3 separate regions of the Homo sapiens genome follow, and regions 2 and 3 are each linked to region 1. Evidence: chromatin contacts called from ENCODE Hi-C or POLR2A ChIA-PET data. All regions are on one chromosome and are shown on one strand. Each heading gives the region's core, a stretch centred on a gene start or an enhancer-like site at or near the end of the contact. The rest is flanking DNA. Distances are from core to core; before and after follow the strand shown.

Region 1 (3,408 bases), core at 103-2,602:
CACACATATACACCATGAAATACTATGCAGCCATAAAAAGAATGAAATCACACCCTTCGCAGCAACATGGATGGAGCGGAGGCCATTATCCTAAGCAACTTAATGCAAGAACAGAAAACCAAATACTGCATGTTCTTACTTACAAGTGGAAGCTAAACATCGAATACACATAAATGTGAAGATGAGAACAAGAGACACTGGGGACCACTAGATGGGGCAGGGGGAGAGGGTGGCATGGGCTGAAGAACCATCTGTTGGGTACTATGCTTACTGCCTGGGTGATGGGATTTTTGGGACACCAAGCCTCAGCATCACACAATTTACCCATGTAACAAACCTGCAAATGCACCCTTTAATCTATAATAAAAGTTGAAAAAAGAAAATGATGATAATAAACCTTAGCATTAAAAAATAGTTCATTTGTAACATAAAAATTAAGTAAATTCTTATTTGTTCTTACTTCTTTTCCCACTGTGTTTTTCCAAAGTAGAATTGTTTTCAACATCCATGGTATCTAGAAAGTGACAGGTAGTGGTCAGAGAACTGTAATTTATAAGTAAAATTTATAAATCTTATGACAATTCACACTGCATGGAAGGCTTGCGTTTATAACAATATTCTGAGTATAATTTATCTGTCTTCCTTCCAAAGGAAACAGACACTGAATTGATGTCTAAGGTCTTCGTCTAGTTCTCTGAGACTTTGAAACAGCTCTTCATTACTTTTATGCACCAATTTCCTCATTTATGAAACAGGGACAGCAACGGTTATCCTGTTCAGCTTTAAAATTTTTATGAATATTAAATATCTTACTTGCAAGAGTTAATAGGAAATCACTATATAAATCAATAACAGTCCAGAGGATATCTTTCAAAACAATGTATTTTTAGCATAAGAGTAGGTATCTGATTTTTCTTTCCTGACAGGTAGCAGGACTATTTGTCTTTTTAGGCCTTTCCAAAGTTGTGACAAAATGACACTATTACCTGTGAGTGGAAGAACATGTTTTCTTTTTTTTTTTTTCAAGAACAAGGATGGAACTCGCTTTATAAATTCAACACTTTACTATTGATATGCTAATATAGTGAGATACTACTATGTTTACCAGTGTATTTTTTTACCACCTAACCAAGAGAGCCCATTCTGTTAAATATGGCTTTATAATGATCTCTTGCCTCCCTGCAGTTCCCAAAAGGGTCGGGTTAAGCAAATGTAGAGAACAGGATTCTGGCGGCACCAAACCTGTTCTTTGTCACAGTCTGCTCACAGTCAAGTGCAGCAGGAAACCGGGACTATGATTTCAGACTTTTGAAATTCTGAAGCTTGGGGCCTGTGGGCCCACTTCCTGTTGGTGATCCAGAGGCTGTTTCATGCTTTGCTTCAACTCTGATCACTTCCCACATCCCTACCCAGTGTCTGTGATATCCACTGAGCCACTTCCATCCCAAGACCCTAGGGTAGCCTTACCCATCATGTCAGATGCTTGACTACTTTCAGTCCTTGCTTCTTGGCTTCTTGGCACACCTTTTGGAAAACACATGACACAGGAGCACTTCTTATTTTCAGGTTCTTGTGGCTGTGATCCTAAATTGTGATTTGTAAACATTTTTATTTGTGCCCACTCCCCTTCAAAGATTCTCCTTCCCCCCAACATTAGTGACTGCCCACTCCCCACAGCTAAATTAAGGGATGGGCTCTACATCTGAAATCTCTTTTTCTTTTGTGGTTCCTCACTGTATTTTTCCCTTCTGTTCATAAATAACCCTGAGAATTTCATCTTGAAATAAAGGGTCAATTAATAGTTTGTTTCAGTGATGAAGAACACTGGAGGAGCAAAGGCTGGTTTTAGGGAAAAAGATGATGTGCTCAGTTTTGGAGGTGTTAAGTTTGAAGGTCTTGAGTAACATCCAAGTGGTGAAGTCTAAGGCCTTCAGAATCTCCAACAGGAGCCTTCTGACACTTGGATGAATGAGTTTAGAAGACAGGGCTGGCTGGAGATACACATGTAGGAATCATGAGGTTGTGGGTGGTGACTGAAATCACAGGAGTGGATGAAATGCCTGGGTGAGGCCTTTTTTAATCTGGGTGAGTCAGAGGGGCCAGGGGACACCTTATTCTGAAAACTTACTGCTATTGTGAATCATGCCTTGTGCTAAAGTTGCTTTTATCTCATGGTCATTTCAGATCCTACAATTTCTCCATCATTCTCTTCTCTCCCATTTACACTTCCCCCTTCTTGCCTCCATTTTTCTCTCATCTTTTAATTCTTTCTCTACATACTTCTTGTTGTACCTAATTTTTTACACCACTCATCACCCTTTGAATGTATCTCATTCCACCTGTTTTTCTGTTTATATCTTTAGATCTAGTTTTATTATTGAGGTGAACTTCTTTCTACTATCACTTCCTCCTTCTATTCTCTCTTCTAGCTTGTTTCTCTGAATCTTGTCTTGACTTTTTTTTTTTTTTTTTTTTTTTTTGAGACGGAGTCTTGCTCGATCGCCCAGGCTGGAGTGCAGTGGTGCGATCTTGGTTCACTGCAAGACCTGCCTCCAAGGTTCACGCCATTCTCCTGCCTCAGCCTCCTGAGTAGCTGGAGCTACAGCTGCCTGCCACCATGCCTGGCTAATTTTTTTTGTTTTTAGTAGAGATGGGGTTTCACCGTTTTAGCCAGGATGGTCTTGATCTCCTGACCTCGTGATCCGCCCACCTCGGCCTCCCAAAGTGCTGGGATTACAGGCATGAGTCACTGCGCCTGGCCCTTATCTTGATCTTGACTCTTTTTGCAATTTCAATCTTTGTCTTTATCCACATTTTCTTCATCTATATTCATCTTTATCTCACAGGTTATTACTTTCATCACCAAATGCCTGCTGTTAGGACACTGACCACATAGCCATCTCTATTACCTTTGTCTGTTCTTTATGAGCTTTCTACCTTGCAAGGCTGTCAATCAATCAGCAACTTTATTTTCACGTTTCTGGTACAATTTCTGAGAAGTGTGTTGAAAATTATCCCTCCCTCCCCCACAAAATTCCCCTACCTGGAATATTTGAATTCCTTGTCCACTTAGAAAAACTTGAAGCTGACTCTTATATCTTTTCATTTGGTGACTCTAGCCTACCTTTCTCCATTCTTTCTCCTTACTTTATCCACTCAGTGTCTCCTCCCTCCATTCAGGAGCCCAGCTCTTCTTTTTCTTTTCGCTCCCTCAAACCTGTCGCAAGCAGCCCGAGTCTGTGCACAAGTCTTTGTGTGTGTGGTGTGTATGTGTGTGTGCATATGTTTTGGGGGAGAGGTAAGGAAAAGAAAAAAGAACTTTTCCTCCATGCAAGTAGGAAAAAAAAGATAATTAATAATGAACTGAACATCATAATCGGCTTCTCCATCACAAGCTAATGGGCTGCA
Region 2 (3,511 bases), core at 723-3,222, 150 kb after region 1:
CTCTGCATCACTATTTATAATGAGGGTGCATCTGTCTTATAAAATCTATGTCGTAAGATGTTTATACATGAAATTTTAAGCTGTTAATAAGATAAAAGTCACCATATACAAATGTAAGGGACAAGAAAAGTATATTTATACTTTGCAGAATATTTAGTGAACTCTCCCATATCATGAAAAAAAGACAAACACCTCAACTGAATCACATTGGCAAAAAATAAACAAAAAAATTATGGAAGAGGAAATTTCAGTGGCCAAGAAACATGAAAAGCTGTTCAGCTTTCCACATTATCAGGAAAATACAAATTAAAACAAATTGTAATTCTTCATCACCTTTGCAGACTTTGGCTGTGTGCAGGAAGATGGTTCATCTCATTTGCTACTTGTGAAACACCTCCGTTCAGCCCCCTAAAAAGACAATTTGGCAGGATCTATAAACAAGTAAATAACAGCACCCTTTGCTTCAACAATTCCACTTTTTAAGGTTTAGGCACAAGAGAAATACTTGCATATGTGCAAAAAAAAGAGAAATATATAATCATTATTATAGCTTATTGATAAACGTGAACAATTTAAAACAATCTAAATGTCCTTCAATTGGAGAATGGTTAAAAAATTATGCTATGTAAATTCTATGGAATAGTATATGTAAAAAGAGTGAGGTAGATCTATATGCATTAAGGTGAAAAGATCTCTAAGATTTCCACCATTAAAATGAGTAGAAATGCAAAATGCAGAATAGCACGCACAATGTAATTCCATTTATTACAAAACGAGAACACAAATTATATGTTTACAAAAACATACTTCATACACGTAAATGCATCGAAAAATATGAGAAAAGTTATGCCGAAGACTCTTCACAAGACTGTGAAAGGAAGCTACAAGGCGAAGTGAGTGGTGAAGAAGACTTTTTCGTTTATACACTTCTCCACTGTTTGAAATTTTATGAGTAAGAATGTAATGTATTTCTTTTGTATTAAAAAATTTAAAAGATTAAAATCGCTTGAACCCAGGAGACAGAGGTTGCAGTGAGCCGGGATTGTGCCACTGCACTCCAGCCTGGTTGACAGAGTGAGACCCTGTCTCAAAAAAATGAAATAAAATAAAAAGATTACGTAATGTTATTTATAAACTCGTTACTAGAGAAAAGATAGGATTTCCATCTCTTTTCTGGTCAGAGGCATCCCCCATCTTGGGACAGGAAATTGAAGTAAAAATAAAAATATTTAGCTTTCTGCCATCCTGGGCCTTTTTCTTCTTTTTCCTTCTTTGGATCAAGGTCAATTGTATCAGAACTCACACCCTGAGTCAGTCAAGGAAATAGCCCCAAAGCTGACTGAGGCCCCTTGCCAAGACAGGTGAAACCACAGTTTCCAATGTTTAAAAGTAAGCCAGCTGTTTACCCTGGAGTGTCTATTTCCAAACTACCTTCTTTGACATGACATATGTGAAGGTAGAGAGGGCAGAGGGATGTGAAAGGGTTGGGAGATCATGAGGAAATGTTTGTTGAAACACAAACATATAATTTGTGTTCCTCATTCTCATGAGGAAATAATAACTCTCAGTCACAAATGACTGAAACGACTGTTCAGAGTGTCCCCGCCAGCTGAGCAGTAGTTTCAAAACAAGAAAAGTCATCTGTGTTATGGCAAGCTGGACTCACACAAACAGCTGTCCTGCTGCAGTTGTAAAAATCTGATTTCCTTATTACATTCTCTTTTATTCCATTATATTACACTACCTACCTATGTTCTTGCAAAGCAGGACTAAACTGAAGCTTTAGACAGAAACTGAACTACAGGCATGAAAGCTCCAATACTGCCAGAGATAAAGGTGAAAGGAAGAGAGATAAAGACTCACCTGGTGCTCAGGTCGCTGCCCCCACCTGCCATCGTCCCACCCTAGGCCCTGCCTGGGTGTCAGAGCCTGGCCTATGAGCTCCCCAGTCGGCCCAGCCTGCGTGCAGTGTGGCTGCCCTGACCCGGAGCAGGAAGTCGGCCGACAGACTGACTCACCCTCACAGATTTCTGCCCAAATGGGGAAAAGAAAAGTGAAAGTATTTATTTAACTTCCTGCTGGGATACAGACACCGTGTTTCTCCTCCTTTTTCACTCCAAGGGGTTCTCAGCTTTTCTGAAATGTGGCAGACGGTTGGAGGAGAGGCCTGACAAGCAGCAAGACCTGCAGGACCAGGGAAAGGAGGGCCCAGAGGACGAGCAGGGCTGGCTTCCGGGAGTCCACTTGCTTGTGCAATGGACAGCAAAAAAAAAAAAAATGTCCTTGAACCAAAATAGTCCTTAGCTGCTCTGCCCTCTTAAGAGGGGGCATAGTTTACATGGGAGTTGGGGGGAAAACTCCATGTTTGCCCCTTCCCCTTGCTGAAATGGCTGGGGGTGAGAGTTGGAGGGTTGGAGGGAAAGCCAGAAACTTCAAATCTTCTCTCAGGCCCATGGGAGAGCATGGACTGGACTAAGGTAGGTCCTGACATGGGGACCCAGGGCTGGAGAGAACCAAAATGCTCAGCATTATAACCTGGGGAGAGTGTTCTTAGCCTTCCTGGAAATCAGCCAGAAGTAAGAGAGAACTCTCCACACCCCTGGGACCAGAGGCTGGAGCCAGCATGGTAAGAAAGGCAAACATTTTAAGGGGCAAGGGTTTAAGGAATCTTGACTATGGGGCCACCTTGGAACAGCCAGGGATGAAGAGAGCTTCGGAGAAGTCACTGGAATCTTGAGAGAACAAAAGCTTCTCATTGGAGGAGGATGGAGGTTGGAACCCAGATGATCTAGACATGGAAGGGCAGGGTGGCTCCCGCGGGAGGTTCTATCTCTTCCCAGATTTTCCATTTAGATTCTGATTCAACATTCCTCAGAGAACAAGAAGCGACCGAGAAGACTCGCTTTACATCAGTATAAAGTCATAGGTAAAGAAATAGAAGCAAAGGGCGCATGAGAATGGGGCCACAGGACACAACCAGGGACCAGAACTCCAGGCTGGACCATGGGGCAGAGACAGGGAGGCAGCTGGGAGCCTGGGGGCGCTGGAATCCAGGGCCCAAGGTGAGCAGAGGGTGGAAGCTGGTGAGGATTCAGGGGCCAGAGGGGATGGTGCTCCAGAGCCATGTTTTCCAAATTACATTCTGCTGAATCCAACTTTTTCCAGCCCCCACCCCCAGCCATCTCAGCAAGGGGAAGGGGCAAACATGGAGTCCTCCCCCAACTCCCATGTAAACTATGCCCCATCTTAGAGGGCAGAGCAGCTAAGGACAATTTTGGTTCAAGGACTTTTTTTTTTTTTGCTGTTTATTGCACAATAGTTGGAAGCTGTGAATGCTTGTTCAGGTACATTTGAAAATACGAGGGTGGGGGGTTTCTACCCTGATTCTACTGGTGCCCTGCTTTCCCCAAAATGAGTTAATAAGCAGGTGCCAAGACACTGGTGAGGACAGCTTTTCCAGTGGGCGAGGTCACTGTTTCTATCAGGTACTGCACACCTGTAGGTCTCTCTC
Region 3 (3,676 bases), core at 995-3,494, 220 kb after region 1:
GAAATGCAAATCAAAACCACAATGCGATACCACCTCACTCCTTAAGAATGGCCATAATCAAAAAATCAAAAACAGTAGATGCTGGCATGGATGCAGTGAATAGGGAACACTTCTACACTGCTGATGGGAATGTAAACTAGTACAGCTGCTATGGAAAACAGTGTAGAGATTCCTTAAAGAACTAAAAATAGAACTACCATTTGATCCAGCAATCCCACTACTGGGTATCTATCCAGAGGAAAAGAAGTCATTATTCGAAAAAGATACTTGCACATGCATGTTTATAGCAGTACAATTCACAATTGCAAAATTGTGGAACCAACCCAAATGCCCACCAATTAACAAGTGGATAAAGAAACTGTGGTATATATGTATGTATGTGGTATATATATATATATATATATATATGATGGAATACTACGCAGCCATAAAAAGGAATGAATTAACAGCATTTGCAGTGACCTGGATGAGATTGGAGACTATTTTTTTTTTTGAGATGGAGTCTCGTTCTGTCACCCAGGCTGGAGTGCAGTGGTGTGATCTCAGCTCATTACCACCTCCACCTCCCGGGTTCAAGCAATTCTCCTGCCTCAGCCCCTGCTAGTAGCTGGGATTACAGGCACACACTACCATGCCTGACTAATTTTTGTATTTTTTTTTTTTTAGCGGAGGCGGGGTTTTGCCATGTTGGCCAGGTTGGTCTCAAACTCCTGACCTCAGGTGATCCATCCATCTCAGCCTCCCAAAGTGCTGGGACTACAGGCGTGAGCCACCGTGCCCGGCTTGGAGACTATCATCCTAAGTGAAGTAACTCAGGAAAGGAAAACCAAACACTGTATGTTCTCACTGATACGTGGGAGCTAAGCTATGAGGACGCAAAGGTGTAAGAATGATGCAATGGACTTTGGGGACTTGGAGGGAAGAGTGGGAGGGGTGCGAGGGATAGAAGACTACAAATATGGTGCAGCGTATACTGCTCAGGTGATGGGTGCACCAAAATCTCACAAATCACCACTAAAGAACTTACCCATGTAACCAGATACAACCTGTACCCCAATAACTTACGGAAAAATAAAAATAAATAAATAAATAAATAAACAAACAGGCCATGCTCTAGGGGTATCACTTCAAAACGTGACAGACATCAAAGAGCCATTGCTAGTAGCCACATCTCATCCTAGTTGCCTCAAAGCAATTGCAGGTGACTGCATTAGTCCATGGTTCTGGAGATTTTGTACTTGGATCAACTTTAACTCTGTTCCCGTTTAGAAAAAAAAAAAAGTGCAGCTTGCTGCACTCATTTAATTTTACGTAAACACATTCTTTGAGGCTGAAGCAAACATGATTGATTTTCAATGTGAAAATAAAATATATAAACTGTTCTTGGAGTTATTTCTAAACAGAACCATATCAGAATCATCTATTTTAAAAATATATGATTCATCAAATGAATCTTCGGCCAACAATTGTTCAGTAACAATGTTAACAGCACATGTGGGAAAGCCACGTTTTCCAGGATTTGACATTTTCAGTGATCAACAATTACTGTATTTTGTAAATGGAAATACCACTACTAAAACCAGAATGCTATAATTAGAAGAATGTCTTTTGTTTCCAAAGTCAATATATTAGAGTGATGTGAAAATAATAATAAAAGCAAGATATTTCATGGCAAATTTACTTGGGATAAACGCTGCAGCCACAAGGGTGGCTGGTGAGTATTCTTGGAGCAAAAGGGAATAAATAGGATAGTATTGCAAGCAGCACAATTCTGCTGCTAATTAAAAACTTTCAACAGTTGTCTGCCATTCCATTAACGTATTGTAAAACATCATTACTTTTTCTTATGTCATCCTTTGCAAGGATAACACTCTCAATCTAGCAACTCTATAACTCCTACTCAGTGAAGGGGAATCCTAGGATTTTGTTTCCAGGGTCCTCTTCCAGAAAAGACATCTTGGATGGGGAAAATACTTGATGGTGCCTCCTGCAGCTTTAGATGAGAGATTTCCTAAAGGGGAAACTGATAATTGAAAGTTGCTACACTTCTAGGAAAACTCATTATTGTTTGGCCATATGGTCAATAACAACCAGAATCATCCCAATTAATCAACAATAGCTTCTGGCCAGTACACAGGCCTCTGAAAGCCAGCCAACCATTGACTTCCCCATGCTTCTGAAAGTCAGACAGTCAGTAACAGCCACACTCCAGTGACCCTGCTTTCACTAAAGGTCAGCTAACCACTAACAAATCTCACTTTTGAAGGCCGCCAGTCACCGAGATCCACACTTCCACAAACGTTCTCTGTTCAGAGAAACTGACCCACAAGCACAACTATCCCTTAACTGAACAATAAATTCAGCCTTTCGTTTGATATTAAGTGGTGGCCCCTTATTTTTTCTTTTTTTCTTCTGAGATGGAATCTTGCTCTGTCACCAGGCTGGAGTGCAGTGATGTGATCTCAGCTGACTGCAACCTCCACATCCCGGGTTCAAGCAACTCTCTTGTTTCAGCCTCCCGAGTAGCTGGGACTACAGGTGTGCTCGACCACAACCAGCTAATTTTTGTATTTTTAGTAGAGATGGGGTTTTGCCATGTTGGCCCGGCTGGCCTTGAACTCCTGACCTCAAGTGATCCACCTGCCTTGGCCTCCCAAATTGCTGGGATTACAGGGGTGACCCACTGCACCCAGCCTAAGTGATAGCCCCTTCTACTAGTGATATCTTTTTATTACTCTATGACGGCATCTATGGTTCTTTTCGGCTTTCTGGACTTTCTCTTCTTAACATCTCCTCTCCCTTACTGTCTCTTCCTCCTTCAGTGATGTGCTACATATACTTTTCATATTGCCTCTCTGTTTCTCTTTTCTGGCTCTATTTTTCTGGATATCTCCTATCTCGTATCGTAGATTACATTCAAGTATTTTCCAACTCTTGATAATGTTTCCTTATCTCTCCCTAATCTTTCTTTATTTGTTAGATAAAAGTCTCTTTCCATTGAACCCTGGTAGAGTCTCTTGGATTCCTAAAAACCCTTTGGGCATCCACATTGGACTCAGACTATGAGACCCCACCCCAACCCATGCCCACCTCATAGAACTGAAAGCCTGTAAGGAGTCATCCAGGACACTGGTCTCTGCTCTTTCTTTTTTCTTGGGTCTTATCAAACACCCGTGTCACATGCATTTCTGTGTTTCTGGCTCCTTAAAACAGCAATAACAGCACCTTCCCTATCTAAGTCTTGAGGTTTTTGTGAGTAAAATTATAACACCTATCAGAGTACTCTGAAAAACCACTGCATGATCCAATGACATAATGGAAAGTACTGGTCAAAAATACCATTTAGTCTCACAAATAGTTGATCTAAGTTCTGCCAATTAGATGGTAGAATACCATTACACTGAAGGCTTTGTCAAGTTTGTGAAAAAATCATAAAAAAGTATCTACCAGCAGAGGAATGATACCCTTTTTTATTTCCATAGAGGGAGTGAGAATAGAAATTTTTTTTATTATACTTTAAGTTTTAGGGTACATGTGCACAACGTGCAGGTTTGTTACATATGTATACATGTGCTGTGTTGGTGTGCTGCACCCATTAACTCATCATTTACGTTAGGTATATCTCCTAATGCTATCCCTCCCCCCTCCCCCACCCCACAATAGGCCCTGGTGTGTG

Evidence for each region. A loop is a pair of places that touch in the nucleus more often than their neighbours do. ChIA-PET counts read pairs that join two places held with the same protein, here RNA polymerase II (POLR2A). Pooled maps may share reads with other maps.
Region 2: a loop to region 1 is called in a map of OCI-LY7, with 2.4 times the contacts of the local background. The contact joins the promoter of SP140L here to the enhancer-like site in region 1. A Hi-C loop is called at or near these places in 1 of 168 maps with a recorded cell type or tissue (OCI-LY7), 1 of 37 single-sample maps with no recorded cell type and 7 of 50 pooled maps. POLR2A ChIA-PET finds 5 or more read pairs at or near these places in 3 of 52 experiments (activated B cell, activated CD8-positive, alpha-beta memory T cell and naive thymus-derived CD8-positive, alpha-beta T cell).
Region 3: a pooled map shows a loop between it and region 1 (2.9-fold over the local background). The contact joins two enhancer-like sites. A Hi-C loop is called at or near these places in 1 of 37 single-sample maps with no recorded cell type and 6 of 50 pooled maps. POLR2A ChIA-PET finds 5 or more read pairs at or near these places in 1 of 52 experiments (activated T-cell).

What each region holds. Positions count from the first base shown.
Region 1 is chr2:230,471,500-230,474,907 of GRCh38, reverse strand. It overlaps SP100 (SP100 nuclear antigen), which reads right to left. Exons shown (of 29, transcript NM_001080391.2): 16 at 1,468-1,584; 17 at 461-514. All of the region lies in intron 3 of LOC101928816 (a long non-coding RNA gene), which reads left to right. Among named protein-coding and RNA genes, the nearest start is that of SP100, 57 kb to the right of the region's middle. Within about 2 kb of position 1,352, at least 7 of the 41 ENCODE cell types and tissues checked have a DNase peak (open chromatin) inside an H3K27ac peak, as active enhancers do; they include OCI-LY7, where a contact is called at or near this core.
Region 2 is chr2:230,325,654-230,329,164 of GRCh38, reverse strand. It overlaps SP140L (SP140 nuclear body protein like), which reads right to left and starts at 1,972. Exons shown (of 19, transcript NM_138402.6): 1 at 1,864-1,972; 2 at 334-408. The coding sequence starts at 1,895. RefSeq lists an enhancer at 1,829-2,298.
Region 3 is chr2:230,256,504-230,260,179 of GRCh38, reverse strand. The region is part of intron 12 of SP140 (SP140 nuclear body protein); the gene reads right to left. Among named protein-coding and RNA genes, the nearest start is that of SP140, 33 kb to the right of the region's middle. RefSeq lists an enhancer at 2,320-2,389. Within about 2 kb of position 2,244, at least 2 of the 41 ENCODE cell types and tissues checked have a DNase peak (open chromatin) inside an H3K27ac peak, as active enhancers do.